Linked DNA regions of Mus musculus: all the other regions are linked to region 2. A link is a loop called in an ENCODE intact Hi-C map of the cell type or tissue named here. Cell type or tissue: heart. All regions are shown on one strand. Each heading gives the region's core, and the rest is flanking DNA. Links, peaks and the distances in the headings are about the cores only.

What was found. A loop is a pair of places that touch in the nucleus more often than their neighbours do. Peaks named below come from ENCODE experiments on the same cell type or tissue, not always from the same donor. Only the 100,000 strongest peaks of a DNase experiment are listed, where the experiment ranks them.
Region 1: it touches region 2 in a loop (2.0-fold over the local background); 4 of 42 quality-filtered maps call a loop at or near these places.
Region 3: a loop joins it to region 2, with 2.4 times the contacts of the local background. A loop is called at or near these places in 4 of 42 quality-filtered maps.
Region 4: a loop joins it to region 2, with 1.9 times the contacts of the local background. A loop is called at or near these places in 5 of 42 quality-filtered maps.

Annotation. Positions count from the first base shown.
Region 1 is chr5:151,043,547-151,049,703 of GRCm38, reverse strand. It overlaps Stard13 (StAR-related lipid transfer (START) domain containing 13), which reads left to right. Exons shown (of 14, transcript NM_146258.2): 9 at 1,902-2,112; 10 at 2,726-2,840; 11 at 3,686-3,907; 12 at 4,376-4,593. Among named protein-coding and RNA genes, the nearest start is that of Kl, 94 kb to the right of the region's middle. In heart, for the core only: no CTCF peak of the experiment used is centred there; DNase peaks (open chromatin) are centred at 2,023 and 2,563.
Region 2 is chr5:151,187,815-151,193,971 of GRCm38, reverse strand. It overlaps Stard13 (StAR-related lipid transfer (START) domain containing 13), which reads left to right and starts at 3,779. Exons shown (of 14, transcript NM_146258.2): 1 at 3,779-4,046. The coding sequence starts at 3,878. In heart, for the core only: no CTCF peak of the experiment used is centred there; DNase peaks (open chromatin) are centred at 3,041, 3,681 and 5,111; H3K4me3 peaks cover 1,346 bases; H3K27ac peaks cover 775 bases; H3K27me3 peaks cover 333 bases.
Region 3 is chr5:151,062,414-151,068,570 of GRCm38, reverse strand. Stard13 (StAR-related lipid transfer (START) domain containing 13) reads left to right here. Exons shown (of 14, transcript NM_146258.2): 5 at 4,915-6,157. Among named protein-coding and RNA genes, the nearest start is that of Kl, 110 kb to the right of the region's middle. In heart, for the core only: no CTCF peak of the experiment used is centred there; a DNase peak (open chromatin) is centred at 3,110; H3K27ac peaks cover 793 bases.
Region 4 is chr5:151,054,373-151,060,529 of GRCm38, reverse strand. It overlaps Stard13 (StAR-related lipid transfer (START) domain containing 13), which reads left to right. Exons shown (of 14, transcript NM_146258.2): 7 at 912-1,071. Among named protein-coding and RNA genes, the nearest start is that of Kl, 100 kb to the right of the region's middle. In heart, for the core only: CTCF peaks have their summits at 3,371 and 4,655 (motif pointing right); DNase peaks (open chromatin) are centred at 2,609 and 3,499; H3K4me3 peaks cover 389 bases; H3K27ac peaks cover 1,226 bases.

The DNA of each region.
Region 1 (6,157 bases), core at 618-5,617, 140 kb after region 2:
GATTACAGGACTGGGTGGATCATGGAGATCTTAATCTTACCAGCCTGTAGGATCAAGATAGAAGATGGGGAGGGATCAGAGACAAGCCTGTAACCTGGTGGCCCCACGATCAGGGGTGAGGGACACCAGAAGGGAAAGGAGAGATGGAGGTGATGCAGACACAGAGAGATCACTGTTCAGTCGGGAAAGCATGCCGACTGTGAGCATCGCCACCCACACACCGGGTATTCACAAAGGCAAATCTGGGGGTATCTCCCAGGAACAAAGAGAGACGCAGGAGCCACAGCAGTGTCATGTATAACAGAAAGCATGGCTTAAAGGTGAGCATAGCTGCCACCCAAAGCAAACAGAATCCAGAGTAAATTTATCTCCAGAGAAGACAAGGGAGCACGTGATGAGAAGAGAGAGAGATAGCACATGCACGTGGCCAGCGACTTCAAGATTAGCAGCCAGAGCAAACCCTGAAGCTGTGTTAGATAATATATATACACAGGAATTGTCTTCCCTACAGAGCAGCTTTTACAAGCAGTTCAAGGGTAGGTGGTGAACTTACATCATTGGTTATACTGGCTTCAGCATAAGCAAAACAAACAAACAAACAAAAAAGCAGCTTCACTATCATCCAGACAAAAAAATGTTCTCTGGAAAACCCAGTCTTTGCCAGTATGTGATAGACAGGCAATAAGTAGTTATGCCTACCTAGAAATCTGGATTTTCTGGCCTTCTGCAAAGCACTCAGAAGGGCGAGGAGAGCCCAGATGCAGGCAGAAGGTTACACTACTGAGAGCCAGGGCAATTCTTTTCTATCATACACCTCTACCAGTAATAAATGTCCGAGTGTCTCTTTCTAATACATTGAAGACACAGTGATATACTCAGAAACAGTGTGCACATTATAAAACACAGTTGACAGTTCAAGGAATTATCATAAGCACACTGCCCCAAGACTCAGGAGTGCAACCAGCCTTACATACATACACACAGTGCTCCCAGGTGTGGCTTTTGAAGGAAGACAGCCATATTCATCACAGTGAGCCCCTATCTGCATCTTTGAATCAAACCCACATGATCATGAAACAGACAAAGCCAGGGGCACAGCACAATGCTGTCCCTCAGTCCTAATTCGTTGCGATTTTTTTTTCCATTTTCTACCTCACGAGCTATTTGCCTAGAGCCTATATAATCAATGCCCATCACCCCCAACAGAGTCACTCTCAGGGAGGTTGAGACCCCATTCACTCCCCACCGCTATAAGGGACCAGGTTCCTTTTTCACAAGCACAACTCAAAGCTCCTGACCCTAAGATTATCAAGCAGGTGACACTGAGTGACCACTCAGAGTCAAAACAGCACATTCTCCCAACTGAGCCCTCCTGACTTGTAGGGATAGGAAGGATCTACCAGGCTCACCACTGAGGCACTAGCTCCCTAGGGGTGGCCAAGGACAAACAGCTCACCACTGCTCATTGTACCAGGAAAGCAACATGGCCTGGGGCTCTACTATTGTGGGAAAAGGCCAGGTCTTTGTCTTTTTACCCAGTGGCTTTCACAGCTGTGTCCCACCCGGCCATGGCCATCCCTAAGGTGCTACCCAAGCTGCCTGACGGTCAAAGAGGGTGAGCAAGAGAGAGGTCAGGCTGACAGAGCCCCGATAGATGGCCAACTCCCACCAAAATGGACAGTCTTAACATAGAAGAGCCAGGTGACACTCAGAGTGTGAGGAGCCAGAGCAGCCACTTTGCTCTAAGTACCTCCAGGACACTCAGATGGGTTCTGGAGTTTGATGAGGTTCAAGTTCCAACTCTGTTGATGGTTCTGAGTGTCTTCGGTCTGGAAGAGGAGAGCATGCATCCTTCCTCACTGACTCTTCCCCCTAACAACCTGGTGCCCACTTCTCTTCAGATGTCCCCAAAGAGCAGCGGCTGCAGGCCGTGCAGGCAGCCATCCTGCTGCTGGCCGACGAGAACCGGGAGGCCCTGCAGACTCTCCTGTGCTTCCTGCATGACGTAGTAAACTTGGTGGACGAGAATCAGATGACGCCCATGAATCTGGCCGTGTGCCTGGCCCCCTCCCTCTTTCACCTAAACTTACTGAAGAAAGAAAGCTCCCCAAAGTGAGTGTTCCTTGTCCTGGGCATCGTTCCCAAACCAGGTCTCCCCAAGATCCATTTTCCTAACAAGTAAAATTAAATGGAAGTGTCCTCGTGCTAGAATTCAGATAGAAGATTATCAGGACTTATTGTGGGAGCAGAGTGAGGAACCCTCATCCCTGGGCTGGGCTCATAGCACTACTAATGTCATCCTAAAGTAGATCAGTTGAGATCCAGTAAGCCCAAGAAGTTTTGTTCTATTTTATTTGAGTGGGAAGAAGGAGTAAAATACTTGAAAAGGTATTTTACGATCGTTGGTCTTTAAAGGCTATATTTAAACAACAGAGCACGTGAGCCTGCAGTTGGGTGGTTTCAAACTGGAGAAAAACCTAATAACTTTCCACCTACAGCTCTTCCTGTCTTTGTTCTTTTCCATGGCTTTCGGTTGTGAGCTGTCAGCCTGCCAACCTGCCTTGGAGCATCTAAAAGATGTGTGGTCATTGGTTTTATTTGGAACCGAGAAAGCCTGGGGTCTGGGCAGCATCTGGGGATAAATGGCAAACAGATGGGACGATCTGGGTATCCCAACACACTCTCTGGCTGGTGATCTGCTCAGCACATTCATATTCAATTACAGAGTCATCCAGAAGAAATACGCCACTGGGAAGCCAGATCAGAAGGACCTCAATGAAAATCTAGCTGCGGCTCAGGGGCTGGCCCACATGATCACGGAATGCAACCGACTCTTTGAGGTGAGGTCTTGGAACCAGGGGCAGGCTGGGAAGCAGAGGATGCTTGTCTCTTTGCTCTTCGCTTTATGATGACAGTGTGTACCATACCTCCGGTCTCCACTCCCAGGAGTTATAAAGTGCTAGCTGTACAGGAAGGCTTTGACAGTCACATGGTCTTGGGGCTTACAATTATGAAAGATTTTTTTTTTGTGCAGAAATCATCAGATTTAAGGCCAGTTGGTCAATTGCGATACATTTTATTTTTATGTCAAACTTGATTAGGGTCTTCCTTTGTCTCTGTGTCTGTCTGTCTGTCTGTCTCTGTCTCTCTCTGTGTCTCTGTCTCTCCCTCTCTCTCCCTCCCTCTCTCTCTCTCTCTCTGTGTGTGTGTGTGTGTGTGTGTGTGTGTGTGTGTGTGTGACTAAGCAATCCTTGTCCCTAGAATCAATGACAGCCGATCAATACAGCCACACTTGCATTGATGAGGCAAGTGAATAAGACGCCTGGCACACTCTCTGTGGCAACATTGGCAATCGTCAATGGAGAAACTGTACTGAAAACTGTGAAGCCACTTCTGAGTCATAGCTGAGTTTTCCTTCAATGTGTCAATATGTACGAATGAGTGAAGTTGTCTGAACCCACTCTTGCCAGATATTATAAAAAGAAACGGAACACGTGACCAGGAACACATCCCAGTGTTTTGGATAAACATGGGCTCAGAGTCACCCTTGTGTTGCCTGGCTTAGCTTTAGGAAGGTCCCTCCTGGCCTCGGGTCTTGACGGTGGCTGAGGCAACTTTGATCCCTCGGTTACTCTCAGCATTTCTCAGCTCACCGCTTTGCTCTTTCATGCATCCACTGGCCCAGGTTCCACACGAGATGGTGGCCCAGTCTCGGGACTCCTACTTAGAGGCTGAAATCCATGTGCCCAGCCTGGAAGACTTGGGAGCACAGCTGGCGGAGAGCGGGGCAACTTTTCACACGTACTTGGAGCATCTAGTCCAAGGCCTCCAGAAAGAGGCTAAGGAGAAATTCAAGGGATGGGTCACATGTTCCAGCCCTGACAACACAGACCTTGCTTTCAAAAAGGTAAGGTTCCCTCTGCTGCAGAAAGTGTGCTGAACTGTGGGACACGACACCAGATGCCATTCAAAAGCCCTGTTGGAAAGCCACCAACAGCAGTCCCACCAGAGTTCAGGGGGCTTCTGGATCCCCGTCAGGTCTGTGCTCCTGTGAGATGCCGGGAAAATCAGTACCCAGCATTTTTCACTTGTGAAATGAACACTCTAAGAGTGCCTGGCAGAGAAGAGCCACGTAAAAGTCACGTGGGTTAGAGCATGTCTGCCTCACACCACTCGAGGAGCGTGCTTGTGTTTCGATTCTTTTTTTTTTTTTTTTCTTATCAGCTTGAGGACTCAAGTATTTGCGTTTTTGACTATGGGTACAGCATCACCCATTCACTTTATACAGATAGTGATGGTTTGGAATGCCCAGCATAGGAGGTAGGTCTGGGTAGCCCCCGTAGCCTCTTCAGCTCCTGCCCGTGTCTTTGCCAAGGTGGGCGATGGGCACCCGCTGAAGCTGTGGAAAGCATCTGTGGAGGTGGAGGCACCACCCTCCGTGGTGCTGAACCGTGTGCTGAGAGAACGTCACCTGTGGGATGAGGACTTTGTGCAGTGGAAGGTGGTGGAAAGATTGGACAAACAAACGGAAATCTACCAGTACGTGCTAAACAGCATGGTTCCACATCCCTCCAGAGACTTCCTGGTGCTCAGGTAAGCCGGACCCTGGGGTGTATGAAGTCCTGCTCCAAAGGCATGATGGGAGTTGCCAATGCAAACACTTCTCCCAGCCTGCCGTGGGGCTTTATGCCCAATCCTCTCTGATGTTGCCTTATTTATGCCTGACCTCTGGCACCTTCACCCAATTTATAGCTCTCTGATGGCCTCTCTCCTCAAGGTGCACAGTTGATTAGGTTTTGAATATCACTCATTTCCTCAGAGCAGAGGCACCAGAATAGTGGCTGTCTGTCCCGTTTGTCAACCAAAATATGCAAAAGACCGACTGGTTTTTGTCTTTCACCCTGGAGACGAAAGCAGGTTCTCATCTAGACCTTGGAGATGGGAGGGCATGTGACCTCACTAGTTCACAAGTAATTGCCATGCACAGGAACCCCAGCTCAGCCCTGAGAGGACAAGTGTATGAAGACACTGGACATTTCATTAGAATTCAGTCGCGGCCAAACCTCCTGAGCCCTGTGTCTGCCATTGAAATGCTGTTTCTGGTGGGTTTCAGGGTTAGTCACAGGCCCCCTACCTTCTGACCTTGGAGGGGGGTGCTCAGCCAATCACAAAAAGTTTGCACAGCAGAAATTCACTATTTCACCAGCAAGAGCAGGGGTTGGGTAGAGTTCAGAACATGAACAAATTGTAATTAGAACAATATATCCCTTTTATTAAAAACACAAGTAAACAGTCTCTTCCCAGATCAGCTGTGTAAGAGGATTTGCCTGGGAAATCCCCAGATGTGTATTTGAAATAGTCGCCTTATGAAGTGAGTTTTGAGGGCAAACCAGAGGTGACTTCATGAGTCCTTGATGCCTTTGGTTTGGATCCTTGGGACCTTAAGTTTTAAGTATCTGTTTCTCCTAAATATCCGTGTGTATCCCAGAAACCTTGTCCTGGTAGAGAATATAAGCCGTTAACTGGGGGGTCGCCTATGGCCAGTTATTAGGACATTGCTCATCTTGTGGCATTAAAATTTAATTGCCTAACTCAACAAGTAGAAAAAGAAAGTTGTTGTCCAGGGTGGAAGCTGTGGAGACAGGGGAGCCCCTCCCTGCAGGGAATTCTCTTCATTCCGTCTCCACAACCATCCTACTAGCTAGCTATTTACCCAAGCTACTCATAGCTTCTGACTCTGAGGAGGCTGTGGGTGGACACAACAGGCCCATCTTGGTCTCCTCTCCAGTTTAGATTTCTGAGAGAGAGGGGAGAGAGGGGGAGAGAAGGGGGGGGGGAAGGAGGAGGAGGAGGAGGAAGAAGAAGAAGAAGACTAAGAAGAGTGTGTATGCATGCCTGCACACGTATGCAGAGGTCAGTCTTGGTTGTTGTTCTTTAAGAGCCACCTATGTCATTATATTTGAGACAGGGTCTCTCTCTGAGACCCAGGTAGGCTAAGGTGACTGGCTAGAAATCTCCGGGGAACATCCCGCCTTCACCTCTCCAGTGTTGAGATTACAAGTATGCACCATCATCGTGCCTTTTTTTTTATATCAGTGCCAGGAATTGAACTCAGTTCCCTGTGCTTACGCCCTTTACCTACTAAGCCATCCCCCTC
Region 2 (6,157 bases), core at 618-5,617:
ATTTCAAAGTTTTGACTGCATCTGGAGTGTTTGCCTCAAGAATGAATACCACAGCAAAGGCCAGACAACTGCCATCACCTTTGAAATAAGCAGAGAGCAGTGGACAATGGAGTGGTGACCCACTAGAAGAAATCATTCCACCCCGCTCTGGTTGGGTGAAGAGGTGAGTTTAAAGGGTCCTCATAGGTCCTTGGGTAAGAGGTTACTTAAAGGAGCACACAGCCTCATCATTGAGAAGCCCAACCCAGCTTGGGAGACTCGCCATGCTACATCTGTACAGCTCTCTGCAGGACCTTCAGGCAGCTCTGCCCATCCCAGTGGGAGGGTGTGTTTCCCCCTCCATTATTGCTGCTGAGATAACCTTGGTGGGCTTTAAGAATCTGTATGCTTCTGAATTTTCCGGGCCTCATAAATTCAGTTTACTTCTGAAGTCTTAGAAGCACCCTTAGTTCCCTCTGTGAGGGAATATTTCAATTCAGTGGAAACAGCCGCATCAGTATGGTCACAGAGACCAGGCTGTGTGAGCACCTGCTGCTTCCCTTTGAGCTGAGTCTAGCGTTCAGCCATCACTCCTAAGAGGCCGGATGGATCAGTCAAGCTTGGAGACACACAGTGACTTCCCTGCTTATGACCTGGGCCGTTACTTCACCCCTATGGGTCTCTATATCCTTTGTCATAAACTATGGTACTTCACGAATTGATAAGCAGGAACAGTAAGTGGCAGAGGCCTAGCATGTAGGTGCCCAACACTCTTGGTCCCTTGCCTCCCTTAGTCCTTGTCCTTGATTCTTCACTCACTTGCTCACCAGAGCAGAGTGGCAGGTCTCTCCAAGATACACAGGGTGGCAGACAAGCCCAGAGAGGTCAGCAGCAGCTTTAAACAGAACACAACCGTCCACCTCTGTTGGAATTTTCCCATGGGGACTGTGTGATCAAAGCAACTCGTGCACAAAAGTTTCACAGCAATGGCAATATCTTACCGTAAAACCAATTCTCAATGGTATCACCCATCTACCTTAAATAAGCTGCTCTAGAAATATAAGACGGCAAAAACACATGGCAGGAAGTTGATTGGTGGCAGATACTGCCTGGGCTCTAACATAAGACCTTAGGGTGTTGCATATGGCATGGAGGAGACTCCGCTCTTATCCTTGGATGCTCTTTTTTTTAAAAACAAAACAAAGCAAACAAACAAACAAAGCTGACTTTTGAGAGGCCAGGTTTTGTTCTAGATTATATTAGTCAAGGATTTAACCCCTCCCCCAATTCCATTTTTGTTCTTTATTGCCTGTCTATGCAACTTTGTGTTTTCCTGTTAATGTTAAATAATACATAGTTACAATCTTGATGCTTTCAGAGTAAGATATTCTAGGCTTTTTCAAAACACATTCCTCATTCTACAAACAAGGAGACAAGGGGCAATATTGTCGCATTTTTTTTTCCAGTTACTATAGAGCTTCTGAGAATCATTCCATTTATTTTAAAAATGTAGCCAAGAGAGCAATGAATTACAATCTTGGCAGCTGTGATGTCCAGCCTTTAAGGGTTACTCATAGCTATAAAGTGACTACACACTATTTCCTGCCTTACTTAGGGTCTTGAAACACAGTTTCTCGTTTTCCTTTTCTTCCTCCACCCATCTTCCATTCCCCCATAGTGAGAAGATGATAACTTCTCACATCTGACTTAATCACCACCACCACCACCCCCAATCGGTGTTGAGCTGTCAAGCTTTTTCCTACATGCCCAAAGTAGGGTCTCAGTGCCAATGTAGCCAATGCTGGTTCTGTCAGCTTGGCTAATGGCATCTGATACTGTGTTACAAAGTTTAACCTTTCCACTGTTCAGTCAGAGGCTTTTGACCTATCAAGCCTTACATACATGCCTCGTACCTTCTACAAATCTATGGGAGAACAAACTCTTCAGATCCCAATAAGAACACAAAGCCCATGATCCGATCCTGTAACATTGTCTCTCTTTATGCCTGAAAACTATCTTGCCTCTTTTTTTATAGTCATCAAATGAGGCTCGTTCACTGTGACGACGAGAGAAAATTATAAAAATCAGGCCAGCAAAGATTTCCACAGGGAAAGGCACTAATTGTTGATGAGCAGAGTGAAGCAATGAGAAGCAAGATCTTAACTGGAGTCGTGTTAAACTTTTTTAAGAATTTCTTTGTTTTATGTGTATGCCTATGTGCCTGAATGCATGTGTGTGTACCACCCACAGACACCAGAGAAGGTTGTCTGGTCCCTGGAACTAGAACCATAGGCACTTATGAACTGCTGTTTGGGTGCTGGGAACCCAACCAAGTACTGTGGGAGTGTAGCCAGCGTTCTTAGCCACTGAACCCTCTCTCTGCCTCCCAATTAAACTTTCTGCTGAAAGTGTCTAGTTATAAGCTAGGTCGTTTCATTTTAAGTCAGTCAAAAGTAAGACCAACCTCTGTGTGTGTGTGTGTGTGTGTGTGTGTGTGTGTGTGTGTGTGAACTCTATTCATTCAGCTCCAGGCTTAGAATTCAGTAAAGTTTCTTCTACCTTTTGTGGTGGTTGTTGTTGTTGTTGTTTGCATCAAACACTTCTAAAGAGGAAAAAACTGGAGAGGAGAAATTCTGACTGCTCTCATATGGTTCCTCAGCTATGGTTAAACTGACTAGCAGTTTCTTTCCCGGCACACTCTGGCTCTCCCCTGTATGCATGTGGACACAGAACTCTCCTGCAGAAAGAGCTCTCCCCAGCTTCTCCTGTCAGGACTCCCAGACTCTTGTTTCTGTTGTTGTTTGGTTTGGGTATTTTGGTTCTGTTTTTTAAAACCAGTCTCTCTGGTTATTTCTCTCAGAAATAATGTTCCGCTAGCCCTGTGGTAGACTTCTCTCTTGTTTTCTTCTTAAATTGAGACCGTTTCACATCTGACTACTTACTATAAGCCTTTATAAGCACTTACTAGAAGTTTCCACTATATTCCCATGGATCAGCAGCTTATACTGGGTCTTTGCAAGGCCACCTGCATCCTGTGTAGTGATTCCTGGCAGCGGCTTCAATATGACTAGCGCTTTGCAGTTGTTTAGTGGTGTTTAAAAACTGGGGGAAGTAGACAAATTAAAGGAGCGTGGCAGGGAGTTCAGGTTGTCTCTTTGGGTCTTTTCTGTAAAAGCCTTTGATGTCCCCATCCCATGTTGGTCCACAGGGTCTTTATTGACCTTTAGTGTCAAAATATGATCCAAAAGTTTGTTTTTCTTTGGAAACGTTTTATCTAATTAATTCCGTTGTAATGAGGCTAGTATTTTATACCCAGCGGCCCATACTTAACTTGAAATGGTGTGTTTCAAATACACAGCTGCAGGTAGCACAGCTATCTTTTTCTTTCTTTTCTTTTCTTTTTTCTTTTTTTCTTTCTTTTTTTTTTTTTTTTTTCAAATTAAACCTAGTTGCTGCTGGCTTTAGGAAAGCCAAAAACTCTTTCTCTAACTTTCATGACCTCAAAAGGTTCCTATGCCAGGGCTTGTTCGACCTCTCCTGTCTTCTGTGTCCCTCTCCTCTTTCAGCTCTGGGGTTGGGGGGCTTAGTCAGCCCCAGGCGCTTCCAATTCTCTATCAGCTTTAAGCGCAGCTTGAAGGAACTCCTCAGCTGCTGGTACAGCCTCGCGGTCGCGTTCGGCCGGGACACGCCCAATACTTTCTCCTTGTCCTATGATTGGCTCACGAGGTCACATGAGAGCCCCGAAGGGTTGGAATTCTGACTTGTGGCTTTTGGCACTCCTTTTTCTTTTTTAAAAATCGCTGGGTCTGTGGCTCTCTCCTGGGGCTCCATTGACTGAGGCTGGAGACAGCTGCGAAGAGCCACCGGCAGCTGAGGTGGCAGTGGAAACTCTCCCGAGATGTTCAGCCAGGTGCCCAGGACGCCGGCTGCAGGCTGCTACTATCTAAACCCCTTGACACCTGAGAGCCAGGAGATGTACTTGCGATTTGATCAGACTGCCAGACGCTCTCCCTACAGGATGAGCCGGATCCTAGCACGCCATCACCTAGTGACTAAAATCCAGCAAGGTGAGTTGCGGGCACTGCCAAGGTGCCGCTTATTTCTGTTGGCTCTGTCTTGTGCTGCTTACAAAGTTATTGTTTGCGCTGTACACCGCACGGATTCTTATGCCACGCTGCGTGGAACTCTTTCAGATAACTTTAGACTTCGGTTCTAAGCAGTCTGTCACAGCACCGAGCGCCTCATAACTAACGAAAATATCCCCAGTAGAACGTGAATCATGAATTCCTAATCCTCTGTGTGTCAACAGAGCAAATGAGAAAGGTTTACTCAGTGTGTGTCTTGGGGAGCTTTTCTGCAGGTAAACTCATACTGTGGTCATATTTAAAAGTGGACACTTGTTTGTTTAATTAGTGAGAGAGCTGGCGACTAATGGCCCAGCGTTTATAGTACATCTTCATTGAAGGAAAACAGTAAGAATCTAAGCTTAAGGCCATTGGACTGACAACTTGAATTACAGTCTCTTCCTGTCAGTGTGCTTGTGTGCATAGTCACCACTGATTTGTTGACACCGTTTTCTTGCTAAAGGATAAATGTGACTCTTCACCTCAAAACAGAGCCTATGACTACACACACTTAGGAGCACTGGTTTCCTAAGGCAGGTTGACAGTACTGATTACAGGCTGCTAAGTGATCCTTTTCTATTCTCAAGGGAAAACATTAAAAACTCTTGTACCTCAAACATTAATAAAACTCATGGATTTTTTTTTTAAGGCTTAAAGCTTATGACATGCCCTGTGTGGTACAAATTTGAAGATACCCATTTAAGAGACAGACACATCCATCCACAGTCAGTAAATAGTCACCTAGCTCTTAACTACAAACCTAACTAAACTATTACATTGGCCCTACCAGGAATTTTCAAGAGCTATTATGAAAATACCGTTCCCAGTTAGATAAATGAATTTGAGATTATATTGAATTTTAGAGGGGAAGTTAAAGTCTGTAATCTTAAAAGATCTCACTGTAATGTCTCCAAAAGGAACAATACACATTCTAGCAGCGACATTTAATGAGATTGTTTCCTTGGAAATGGGCATTTGTTTGCGAAGGTTCAGGAACTGGCTATGTGTGAAGGATACTGGCGCGGCATACCAGTATGATTGCAGGAAGGATATTAAGTCACTCCATGAACTCTGTGTGCAAGTCTCACTTGAATGGAAACAAAAGTATTCCCTGTGGCTCGATTTAAAAATACATTCAGTTGAGAATAAGAACCAGCTCCATCTTCTATTGAGAAACTACTTACAATGGGAGTGTATTGGGCATTAGGTATATAATCCTATGGACACTGGAAGTTTCCAATCTTCTTTATATGTATTGTTAGTCATTGACATGTTCCTTTGGGATAATGGTTGTTTTGGGTGAATTACCATTCTTGGTGAAAGTGGGTCATTCTTATATATGGACACCGTATTTCTGTGTTTTATTTTTTTCATACTTAGAAAATGTGAGGAGGTTCCTTGGTTTTTTTTTTTGTTTGTTTGTTTGTTTTTGTTTTTGTTTTTTTTGGTTGTTTGTTTTGTTTTTAATGGGGTAATGGAATGATTGGAGCCAATGAATTCCTAAACATTAAAAGCTACAGGTAGGAAACAGGAAAGAATCCTACCTCTAGTGATCCAGAACTCATGATGGGTGAATATCGCACAATGTTTAGTGAGCAGGTACAAAGTGATTTTATTGGATATACTATATTGATAGGTTGGTGTGGTCTCACAGCCCAGGATGCTAAAATTTGCAACATATCAGGCTGTGAGAATTATGAATGCTAATTTATTTTTCTCTCAGAAAAAGTGCTTATAGTTAGGTGCCGCTTTAGATCCATTGTAAAGATGAGAAAACAGAGGCAGATCCCTATAGGAGGACTGGCATTTGAACACAAATCCTGAAACTTGTGCTCTTCACCGAACTGTACTGTGTTTGGGCTTTTATAATGAATGCTAGATAAAACGCTGGCCCTCTAGTAGGCTTGGGGTTCTATAATATACCAAAGACATGTAAGTACGGAGAGCAAGCACCCCATTAGAGTCCCAGTTGGCTCCTCCTCCTCTGATTTCCAGTCAGGTTTTATTTCTATAGTGGGAGCAGTGTACTGTGAGCTTTGGTATGTTTGGATGGT
Region 3 (6,157 bases), core at 413-5,412, 130 kb after region 2:
GTCTTCAAAACTCTACCTTTGGGAGCACTTCAGATGTGGGGTACAAGAGGGTGAGCCATGTTCACTCTATGCCTCTGACTATGAAAATGAGCTCTGGTATCACTTCGGAGTTTACATAGCCTCATCACATATAATCGAATTTAGATCTATTTGCGAACTACTTTATACGTGTGTTCTGTTACCTTCCATATTGTGACGGAGAAAACTCATTCCTACATCAGTTTTCCCAGCTTAAGATCCCGGGGAATGGCCTTATGCCATCTTTGTGTATTAAAAGCATAAATTCTCTGTCTTTTCACATGATGCTTAAATCAGGCATGACCTTGAGGCAATGCCTCCAGAGGTAGGGCCCTCAGTTGCCCTCAGGGTTTTGACCATGCCTAAGTGCAGCTATCCATTTCAACTTACTACCCAGACCCTCATAGCAGCATCCAGCACCAGCCACCTTCTTCACAACAGCACACTCACAGTTCTTAATCTGTTGTCTTGTTGAAATGCTTTGTTTAGCTTTGAGCTACTGGCCTTTAGCTCTGGGAACTGGCTGTACTACCAGCTCCCTCCCAGCTTCCCTTGAATCCAAGGATAAAAGACACACAGGTTGTTCCTTTTGAACTTGCCTTCTTGGCACCATTGCAAGGCACTACTATATCCTGCCTGGAAATGGGTGCCCTTATCAATACTCTTAGCTCCATACCTCCCACCTGCCCTAAACTTCAGTGGCTAGTCCCACCTAGCCCCTGACCACCCACCTGTAGTAGCGGCCACAGGCCCCAGCTCCTCCTGAGAAGTCCCACCTGTACCTTCAGCCCAGCAATTGGCCCATGGCATCTTTACTGACAGATCAAGAACCAATTGGAGAACAGGACCTTAACATCAGCACTGCCCCCTACACTAAACCATTCCACCTGGAGAATAAAGTCAATTTGAGGGGTCTCTTTTCTCTATAAACACACTCAGCTCTCTAGATCTCCATTTGACATCTCTATATAAACATAGACTACTTTTTTCAAGTCCAGAAAGAGCAGCCAATGAAATCTGATAGTCTCTTAAGACTCGGTTAAAGAGGAGTCTTCAATGTACCTGATAGTTTACTTCATCCAAAGCATGTGAAGAAAACTTACAACTTGCACTCTAAAACAATTTGGGGAGGGGTTATTTTGGGGGGGGCAGATTTTTCACATTCTAGGTCAGGACCACATGCCGCATTGTTGAACAAATTTGTGGATTCACATGCAACATTTTTTTGAGATGACTTGACTAAAGGAAATGAAAGGTTGAATATTCTTTAACCAAAGTGATGATTGTACCAGCAGTGATTTGTATTGATCTATCTCTTTAACCTTGGTATTTGCATTAATTTAATGTATATGTTATATATGTGTGTGTGTGTGTGTAATAAATGTATATTTTGTAATAATGTATTATCTATATTATATGGGGATGAGTACAAAATCTGAGTATGAAAACTAACTGATATTTCATTAACATCTTGCGCATGTGACCTCAAGGTAATTGTGTACATATTTAGTGTGCTTGCTTATTTGCTTGCTTTCTTGCTTGCATGGGGTTTTTGTTTGTTTGCTCATTTAAAAAAAAAAAAAAACCTACAACCCATTATTGAAGACCAAGTATGAAATGTTTACCTAATGTACCATGTCAGTGCTCAGAGTGCTTGGACTTTAGAGCATTTTAGAATTGAATTATTTGGATTAGGGATGGCTAGTCTAGACAAACAGGAGGGAACGAGGGTGGTTATTCAACATGATGGGTTATGTGGTACTGTAGTGTGGTTGCGTCGTCTCTGTTGTGTGTGTGTGGGGGGGGGGGGGGGATCCTGTTTCACCCTGACTCACCATCAGTAGTTTGAAAGATGCAGCATGGAGTGAGTGCTTTGGATTGTTTTCTGCACTGGGTTTGAAAGAACAATGGCTACAGTTTTCTTTGTCCATGGCATAGCTCTCTCTCTTTCTTTCTTTCTTTCTTTTTTTTCTTTCTTTCTCCCTCTCTCTCTCTTTCTTTCTTTCTTTTTTTCTTTCTTTCTCCCTCTCTCTCTCTTTCTTTCTTTCCTTCTTTCTTCTTTCCTTTTTTTTTTTTTTAATTGTCTTGGTTTTGTGTGCTTGCTTTGGATCAAAGAACTTAGTTACTGCAGAATGCCCTTCTACTGTTCCTCTTTCTCAAGGAGTCTGCCATCTTGTCGGATGACTTGGTTGAGTCGTGACTATTTTCCTGCCAGCTAAGGCCAGTGTAATGAGCTCTTTGAACCTCCCTGAAGAGACCAGCTCTCTGGCTCCAGTCTTCAGAGCCTGTCTTGGCATCCTTCCTTAATCTAAATAAAGGAGACTCTATCCAACTTTTATGTGGGTTTCTCGTGTTAGGAATGGGGTGGGAGGGTGAGTAGTTGGAACCAATGTTAAGTATTACAGTTTCTATTTTTAAACATCTATATTTTCTCTAGAGGTAGTAGCTTCAAGCGCCCAAAAATATTTTGTGAAATCCCAGTAAGTTCAGCCTGAGATGGTGCCTTATGTATCTGTGGTGCCTTATGTTGCGACAGTTCCCAGATGTTTAGTTGTTGTTGTTGTTTGGTTTGGTTTGGTTTGGTTTTATGATAAAAATCATGAGAGGAACTAGTAAGTATCAGAAAGTCTACTTTGAGTTATCCTAGCTCCATGCTCAGTTTTAATTTTTCAAGTTATTCCTCCAAGACTTCACACAAATTTGTCTTTTAAAAATCAAAGCTAAATCTTCCCACTGAGATGGAAGCAACGTGCTGTTCTTGTAAGTTTCTTCTACCTTATGCTTCAGTATTCCAATTGAGGCCAACTTAGATAGAGCCTAGCTTTGGACAGATTAAGCCTCTGTGAGAAGAATCGTGTGTGTGTGTGTGTGTGTGTGTGTGTGTGTGTGTGTGTGTGTTTGTTTTGAGAAGTTAGGGGAGCTGAAGTTAGGATGCTAGATGAGTAAAAAGCTAAACAATGGAATAAACACTGAAAAGAACAAACCCTGCTGCTAAATGAGCAACCTTATTAATTCCCTGAGGAAAACCTATGAGTCAGACCTATTTTTAGTCTGACTTCCTAGGTAATGGAAAGTCACTGCACAGGGTGTCGGGGCACTTGTGATACCACTGTCATTCAGAGCCTGGGCTTATAACCAGATTCCAAAGGAAGATAAGTTCAACTAACAATAAAATGAACAACAAAAATTAAACAATTCTTAAGGGTGTGGTACTGGGGAGGATTTAACTCTGAGCAAGATGAATAAACACAAGTCCTGTTCCCAACAGTGGGTAGTGTTAAGCCAAGAAAATGGATCATACTGTGAGAAGCTAGATGAGGAACCTTCTAGAGATCAGGATCCTAGACAGATTTTTCCTGTAATACATCCAGAGAGAAGTGCTGAGGGCCCACACTAAGGAAATCAGAGCGAAGACACAAACCTGGAAATTGATTTGTAAAACAGTTCCATGTTGGAATTTGATTTGGAAAACAGTTCCATGTTGGGTCTTCGTGATGATCAAGGTAAGGAGGGGTGGAGGCTGATGCTCCAGTTCACTTGGGGAAGTAAATAATTTCTGGGCCCAAGGGATATACAAAAACACACACACACACACCATTAGCCTCAGGGAACGCAGATGTCTCTGTGTCACAGGCTGCAAATTCCATCGAAGAAAACAGGTAGGTCAGTGTGTGACACACAGAGTGTAAGACTTTGCAACATACCCCCACCCCTACCCCCCAGCTGGAAGGTGTGTGCGTCCAGAGGCACTCTGACACAGGCTCGTTAAACACAAGGAGCCTGGTCTCCAGAGCAGGCTGTACTCTCTTCAAGTGCACTCTCTAGACTGGTGCAGACCTTACTGCTTTTCAGAGGTCAGCCCGTGATTTCGCTGTTAACACATACAGAGTATAAATGACAAGAGTCAAGATTCTTAGAGACTAAGGTAAGGAGTGTTAACTTTGAGGTGTAATGAGGCCGAGGTTCAGAGAAAGAGAACTGTAAATGGTGGTCCTTGAACTCGGCAGAGATATGTTTTGTGAGGAAGAATTGTCCTGTATTGGTGGGGACAAATTGCTTTGGAAAGGATGCTGTCTCCACTGGCCAGTCAGATGGTGTTTAATGCCCTTTGTAAGCAGTCAGAGAAAATACCTTAGAAGCAAAGGATTGAGAAAATTATGTATACATTAGCTAAATATTAATATATATATAAATGCCTTAGAAACAAAAGATTGAGGAAAAAATTATATGCATATATTTAATGAAATATTAAAATATACATTATATATAAATACCTTAGAAACAAAAGATTGGGAAAATTGTATATGCATACATTTAATTAAATTTTAAAATATATATTATATATAGATGACTTAGAAACAAAGGATTGGGGAAAATTTATATATTTAATTAAATATTAAAATATATATTATATATATATGCCTTAGAAACAAAGAAAGGATTGGGAAAAATTATATGTATATTTACTTAAATATTAATATGTATAGTGCCTTAAAAACAAAGAAGGAATTGAAAAATTATATAAAATATATATGATATATACCATATATATGTGTGTGTGTGTGTGTGTGTGTGTGTGTTGTGTGTGTATGGTCCCCCCATATGGTATATATTATATAATGTTATATAATATATAATAGTTACACATACACTCACATATATATATTCATATATGTATTTCATTCATATATATGTTACATATATATACACACACGCATGATATATATGTATGATATATATATATGAATGAAAGTCTGGTAAATGAGAAGAACAGAGGAGGGAAAGATGGTAGAGGCTCACACTTGCCAGTGTGACTGGGAAGACAGGGAACAAAATGGAAGCACCATGTAGCCATGATCTATGGATGTAAACGTTCGTTTTCCTTACATTTTACAGGGTGACGACTCAGATGAGGAAGACCTGTGCATCAGCAACAAATGGACTTTCCAGAGAACCAGCCGCAGATGGTCCCGTGTGGATGACCTGCATACGCTGTTCCCCGTGGCAGACAGAAACGGGTCCCCAGGAGGCCCTAGGATGAGAAACACAGCCAGCAGTGAGAGCGTGCTCACGGATCTGAGTGAGCCAGAGGTCTGCTCTATTCACAGCGAAAGCAGTGGGGGCAGTGACAGCCGCAGCCAATCAGGGCATCATTCTGCTGACAGTACGCATGCGCTGGAGGCCACCCTGGTCAGTAGCAGCCTCCCACAGTCTACCCGAGAGGGTCTCAACCAGTCTTTTCACCCCAAGAATGAGAAACCCACCAGGACCAGGGCCAAGTCCTTTCTGAAACGCATGGATACCCTGAGAGTGAAGGGTGCACTTGGGAGGCATAAGGGGCCAGGGCGGACAGGAGGCCTGGTCATCAGTAGGCCTGTGCTGCAGCAGGAACCGGAGTCCTTTAAGACCATGCAGTGCGTCCAGATACCCAACGGAGATCTGCAGACCTCACCTCCAGCTGCCTGCAGGAAAGGCCTCCCATGCTCCAGTAAGTCAAGTGGTGAGAGCAGCCCCCTGGAGAACAGCAGCACAGTGAGCACTCCGTGCATGAAGGAACGCAAGTGCCACCACGAGGCCAACAAGCGCGGTGGCATGTACCTGGAGGACCTGGATGTGCTGGCAGGGACGGCATTACCAGATACGTCAGACCAAAACCACATGCATGGGTTTCACTCCCAAGAAAACTTGGTGGTCCACATTCCCAAGGATCACAAACCAGGAACGTTCCCCAAGGCACTTTCTATAGAAAGCCTCTCACCCACAGACAACAGCAATGGGGTTAACTGGAGGACCGGGAGTATCTCCCTGGGTAGGCAACAGGGCCCTGGCATGAGGGAACCCAGACTCATGTCTTCCTGCCACAGGGCCAGCCGTGTCAGTATCTATGACAATGTCCCCAGCTCGCACCTGTATGCCAGCACAGGAGATCTGTTGGACCTGGAGAAAGACGGCCTCCTTCCACAGCTGGATGACATCCTACAGCATGTCAATGGCATACAAGAGGTAGTGGATGACTGGTCAAAAAACATCTTACCCGAACTGCAAAGTCACAGCACATTGGCAGGGGATCCTGGTCTGTCCCCATTCCCATCTCCCAATCAGGTCACTTTAGATTTTGAAGGCAACTCTGTCTCAGAAG
Region 4 (6,157 bases), core at 400-5,399, 130 kb after region 2:
GTAGCTCTCAGCTGGTTTCCAGGGAAGGGAGTCAGGTTCTGAGAAAGAAACGAGGCCAGTAATGAGTGATAAATTGTGTGAACAGGGGAATCAGAAATAAACCTGCCATAAAATATTGCTGGCAGTTTGTAAAGAAACATCTGTCACTTGTACCTTGTGGCCTGGCACAGAATGCACCCTGACAGCATCGACTCACTGATTCTTCAAGTACATTTGTGCTTTCATTGGCGAGTAAAGATGAGATTACGCAGTACAATCTTTGGAATTAAGGGCCCGATAGAGTCAACATTGTATGCCGACCTATTTTGGATAAATGATTGTGTGGTTTGAAAAACGTAAAGTGTTGTGTCATATGATATGTGTAGAAGAATTAATGTTGTGTTTATAAAAATGTTTTCAAAGGTTATAAATTGTACGGTCAAATCAATATATGTAAGTGTGTTAAAACTCCCTTTAAAATGTAGATCTGGCTCTAGAAAACTAAAGACACAGCCAAGAAAATCTGGCTCAACACCCCCACACGCCAACCTCAACCAAATTTGTTCTTCCTCTGGTAAATCTTGCATAGATTTTGTTATTCCCTCCCCCAACTGGGGTGTTTTAAGTGTTCGCTACACAAGAGCTGTTTCAATCATAATTAAATTGAAAACTTGCCCACCACCCCCAACTTGAAAACAGAGAGCCACAAAGACAGTTTTCCAACGTGAATCATGGTGTTTAACAGAAATGACACGTAGGCAAGGGCCACATCTAGAGTGCCACAGACTATGAATGATGTAGGAAAGGTTGAATTCTGCCTTTGCCTCTGAAGTGTTCCAACAGGAGCTTGGCCTCCCTCTCGCTTGCTTCCACAGCCTGTCTGCACAGAGCGCCCCAGGGGCCTTGCATGACCTGGTTTCTGTGAATTCCAGGTCCGTTCCAAAGTTCATGAAGAGGATCAAAGCTCCTGACTACCGAGACAAGGCTGTCTTCGGTGTTCCGCTCATAGTCCACGTTCAGAGAACAGGACAGCCCCTGCCTCAGAGCATCCAACAAGCACTGAGGTATCTACGTAGCAACTGTCTGGATCAGGTAGAGTGGTAAATCCCAAACACGGGCTTGGGGTGAGGGGATGGCAGACTGAGTCGGGCCTGTCTGGTACAAGGCCTAGCCAACCAAGCATAAACAAGCACAGCACAGAGATCTTTAAGGACACAATTTAATGTGGCCCAGATACGTCCCTGTCTAGCTTTTGATGATGTTCCTCCTTAGCTAGTTGAGTGACACCCTGGTTGGTCAAAGGAAATTGCTGTTGATACTTTGTATCTGTAATGTCTAACTTACACTTCCTTGAAATCTGGAAGTAAGCAATTGGTGGCTCTGTATTTTAAATTATTATTCCAGTGCTACTATTCACTCCACAGCGTTATTTTATCAGTTACATTGTTTTGGGGGGAAAATGAATTTAGTTCTATTTCTCCCCTTATTAATTTCTCAAAGCAGCACAACATGCCAAACAGACTTGTTCACATTTTTTTTAATTCACATGTAAAATGTAAAAGGTCCGTCAGCTAACCCACAGAGCCCCTGGCCTCAGAGCTGACAGGGAAGCTCGAGGGAAGGAAACACTCAGATCACTGTGTACCTCCAGGATGGTTTGAGAACCATCATGATGGTAGGCTCTGTGCGAATGAGATCCATCCCATAATATACACAGCTCCTCCCTATTACCAACCATTCCTTTCTTCTGTGCTCTGTCCCAAAATAAGGACCACACTCTCACTCCACAGACTGCCCCCTGGCACAGCCGCGTTTCCAGCTTTTGTTCAGCACACTAGTTGGGGGGGGGGGGGCAACACATCGGTCTTCTCAGTTGTGTTTGTTGATTTGCCCTTGTCTGTGGGCTCAATGGGCCAGAAGGGGCTAAGCTCCATGAACTCAGAGATCTCGGCTCCTGACACTTGCAGAGATATCAAAACACAGCAGGTACTTAAATCACGATGACCCCTCCATGAACTGAGCGCCATTCCCAGGTGTCTTTGGTTAAACCTGGCTAGTGACCTCCTTTGACCTTTATTATCTAGAGAATATACAGATACACATTTTCTTCATATTTTCATGGCTACAGGGCTACTATTTTGGATATTTGGGTAGATGGCTGATTTTGTTTTCTACATAAAACATCTGGCATTTATTGTAGCATTTTGGTAGGGTAAGTCAATGAATCTGGTTGCTGACATGTAATTACTTTCAGTTGCAATTGTACCATGAATACACATACGTATATAAGAATTAGCCTTTTATAGGTGTTTTACTGAGAGACCAGGTCACCAGCAGTAACGGAGAAGACTCGTTTCAGACAGCTATGCTAAATCCTGTTCTCTTGGCCTCGATGTCTCTCACACACACCCAAGGGAGGCAGCATCGACACCCTGGTCCCCACAGGGAACCAGCATCTCCTACAACTAACTTCACTTCTCACAGTTAGAAGGGCTTTTCGTCATTGGTGTGATGCTGACCCTCTGTAGCCCTCATTAATAAACCCACTGTCAAGATCCTGTTGATGACATTGGCCACTGTGTCATGTAGCGCCCTTTCTGTGAGAATGAGAGGAAGAACCCCCCTTGCCCCTGGCTTTGGTCCTTGAGAACCATGTTTCTTTTGGCCCGCTGGCCTGTGTTTTGTATCGCAGACTCCAAGTTCATCTAACTGGGTGTGTTTTCCTCTCTGTAGTGCCTGCTTGAAAGCTCAAAGCCAAATGCATATTCCACTATAGGAAATGTAGATACCTCTTCGGGGCACAAATTCCTTAGTTGTGGCCCTCTTCCCAACTTATTAATCCTTTTTAATTTTTATTTGTTGTTGTAATTTCCCTTTCTGGTCTCTTTCAACTAACCTTTTATAGATCACTACAAGTCTTATTCTTTCTTGAACTAGTTTGGATATAAATAAGTGAATTGCAGTGCCCCTGGATAGAAAACACCACCCCACGCCATGGATTCATAGTGATGTCTGTACTTAAATCACTCCTCTGATTGGTCTCATCTCCCTTCTGCAGCCAAAACTGTAGACATGAAGTCCTAGGAAGAGAAGGGAGTGGACATACCGACCCTCTTCAGCCCCATTAGACTATCTTCTTCCCTGTATCAGTCTCAAAGAGTTCCGTGGTGGGAAAAATGTGTGCAGAGCTCTGTAGGAAAAGGTCCCTGACAGGGACATAGATACTGACAAGCCATATAGCCCGACTGGGGAAGCACTGGTGCTTCTCTTGCGTCATTAAAAAAAAAAGAAGCAGAAACAGCTGTGGGCTGTCCAAAGGAACATAGCTACTGCCTTGTGTATGGCCTTCCCTTTGCATGTCACGTATAGGGGAGTACACAGACAGTGCCTCCGTGTGGCAAAGAGGTGACAGAAGAGCGGGCAACAAGAAAACTAGAGAAGCAGGAAGCCAGGAGAATCGGTAGTGGGGGAAGACTACCCTAGAGATCTACAGCAAACACAAACTAAAGACAAAGAACAGGAGGCGGGGCTAGGAAGGGGAAGGAGGCAGGGCCAGGAAGGGGAAGGGAAACAGAAGTCCTTTCTCTGCCCTGGGTATCCCATTGGAATTGAAATTCACTTCTGCACAGGGCCTTGCACTCTCAACCCAGGATTGTGGGAGACCAGGAATACCACCACCCCCACACATCCTTCCTGTAAGCCACATTCCATGGGAACCATCTTCCAAGACTTCCATGAAGCTCTGACATTGAGCAGAGTGGGAGGTGGGGGTCCCTTCCCTGAAGGCTAAACACTCGAACATCAGCACTCATCAGAAGGCTGTCAAAGCCAGCCAGCAGCACAGAACCCTAAAACATTGCCAGCACTCACTTCCCACACTCCCCAGCATACTGCAGTTTATGTATGAAGAAGTACAGCATATCCATTTTCACCCTCGCAGATGGCTGCAGATGAAGTGAAGAGGTTTAGCCTTCAATTGCCAGCCATTTGTATTCGACATGGTGGCTTGTGAGACCAGCCTTGCTTTGTTGTGTGAGCTTTCACATCTGTCTTAAATCACCCACGCACCGCCGCAGCTCAGGTTATCTCTGGCTACTGATAAATACGAAGCTCCTGCAGTGAAAGGCTAAACCAACACCGCGCACGCGCAGAATCGCTGCCCATAGCACACACTACTTTATGACTCTTGCTTTCTGAATAAAGCCAACCTTTCTTCATTAGCTGAGGCCCATTTCTAAAGAAGAGGAAATGGAAGTCTTGATAAACATCATTAAGCCCTGCAAGGATTAGCATAAACAGGATGCCAGGGAGGAGATTTAATACTATTTAGATGAAATTTGAATTCTAATGCAGCACTCTCGCCCAGCCACTCCTTATAATGGAGCCGCAAGATTTAAAAGCCTAATAATTCTGGGAAGACACTTCATTTCCAGGGGAAGAGTTCTGTAACCTGCCGCCTGCACATCACCTTGTCGGCTGACTACCTGAGACAGGATGAAGGATGATCTGGAACCTTCCACAGAAACTGCTATTTGAGCCCAGGCTTTTAGGTAGCTGGGGATCGAAAACAAAAGGGAAAAAGGGGTGGAAGTAACCCAAAGGAGCACTTGAAACTCAACCTTTGGTCATTCGGCGGGGAGCTCGCAGGCAAGAGAGGTGCTCCTGCAGGGGGCGCTCCTGCAGAGGGTTCTTCATGGCTAAGCACCTTGTGCCTCCTGAGGAGAGCAGTGGAGATTGTAAAGAGCAGGCCTGCGGTGTAAATTCTGGGACCCAGTATAAAATCAAAGAGTACGATTTCTTGTTCATTTCTACTTTCATTTTTCAAAAGGGTTTAGTCATTTTTATCTTAAGTGCATGAGTGTTTTGCCTGCAAGTGTGTCTGTGCGCCACAGTGCATGTCCGGTGTCCACACAGGCCAGAAGAGGGCATCAGAGTCCCTCTAGAACTGGAATTACTGAAGGCCATGAGCTCCCATGTGGGTGCTGGGAGCTGAACCCAGGCACTCTGCAAGCTCCAGCCAGTCCTCATTCATATACGTGTGAGACTCTCAACTCTGACAACAGAGCATTAAACAGACTGAAAGACCCAGGTTACCTCTCAACCACAATGAGTATCAGAACAAACAAAACACTTTCTGTTCTTAGAACAAAGTATCTTAGGTCCAACATGCAAATGTACTGGAAGCTTTGCTACAAAGAAATGGCTATTGGCAATTAGTGTCTTTCACAGTTCAGAGATGGCCTCTCTTAGACTCCACACTACTACATCTTTAGAACTATTGTCTTACTGTGCCCAGTCACTGCTGACTGCCACTTCAGAAACCCAATCCTAAACCGGTCAGGGGTTCCCCACTTCATTCATGGAGAAGCAGCTAAGAGTCAGACAACAGAAACTCCTAAGTTTGTTTGTTCATCACCTCGCTGCTGTCCCTTGGAAGACTGCGTTTCTTGGGCCATTCTTAGGTTCTGTACCTAGAATCTGGTCTGGTTTTTTTAAATCATTTTGTATTTACCAAGCTTAGGAAAGCCCTTTCCTTCTAGGCTTCCAATACAGTCCACAGAACCCAGAGCTGTTTCCCACCTCTCCTGGAAGGTGAGGGTAGAACAGGAGGTTTCTGTCAGAATGAAGCAGAATGAATAGTTTCCCAATGACCCGGCCTGACCCCCTGCAGGCGGCTCAGTCAGAAGGCTCAGAGCCTGCAGCTAGAAAGCCCCAGATAGATTTGAAATAATAAAGATCACAGTGTTTTCCAAAAGAAGAAACTTGAGATCTGAACAATTCAAAGAAGGCGCCCATCCAGGATGTACACATGTACAGACTCACAAAGAGCCACAGGACACAGTGGGCCAACGGAGTGGGCTGGGCAGTACAACTAAAACATCCCTTTTGTAGACTCTCTTCCATGCTCCTCTGCTTGGGGGGGGGGGGGGGGTTGGGAAAGGGGGAAGAATTCCTTTCAAATGACATAAATAGTTGTGAATCACACTTAAGAATACACCCTCGGGGCACTGTGACCCAGTGCAGCACAGCTCTGAGGTATACACAGTCTGGAGCCTCCTTCCAGAAGTACGGATGTAAACAAACTGAAGCTGTATCCCCTTTCAATAAGCACCTGCCTCGCAGCTTGACTTCTTTCTTCCTTTCTCTTTTCCTGTCCTTTTAACAATGCCTACTTTCT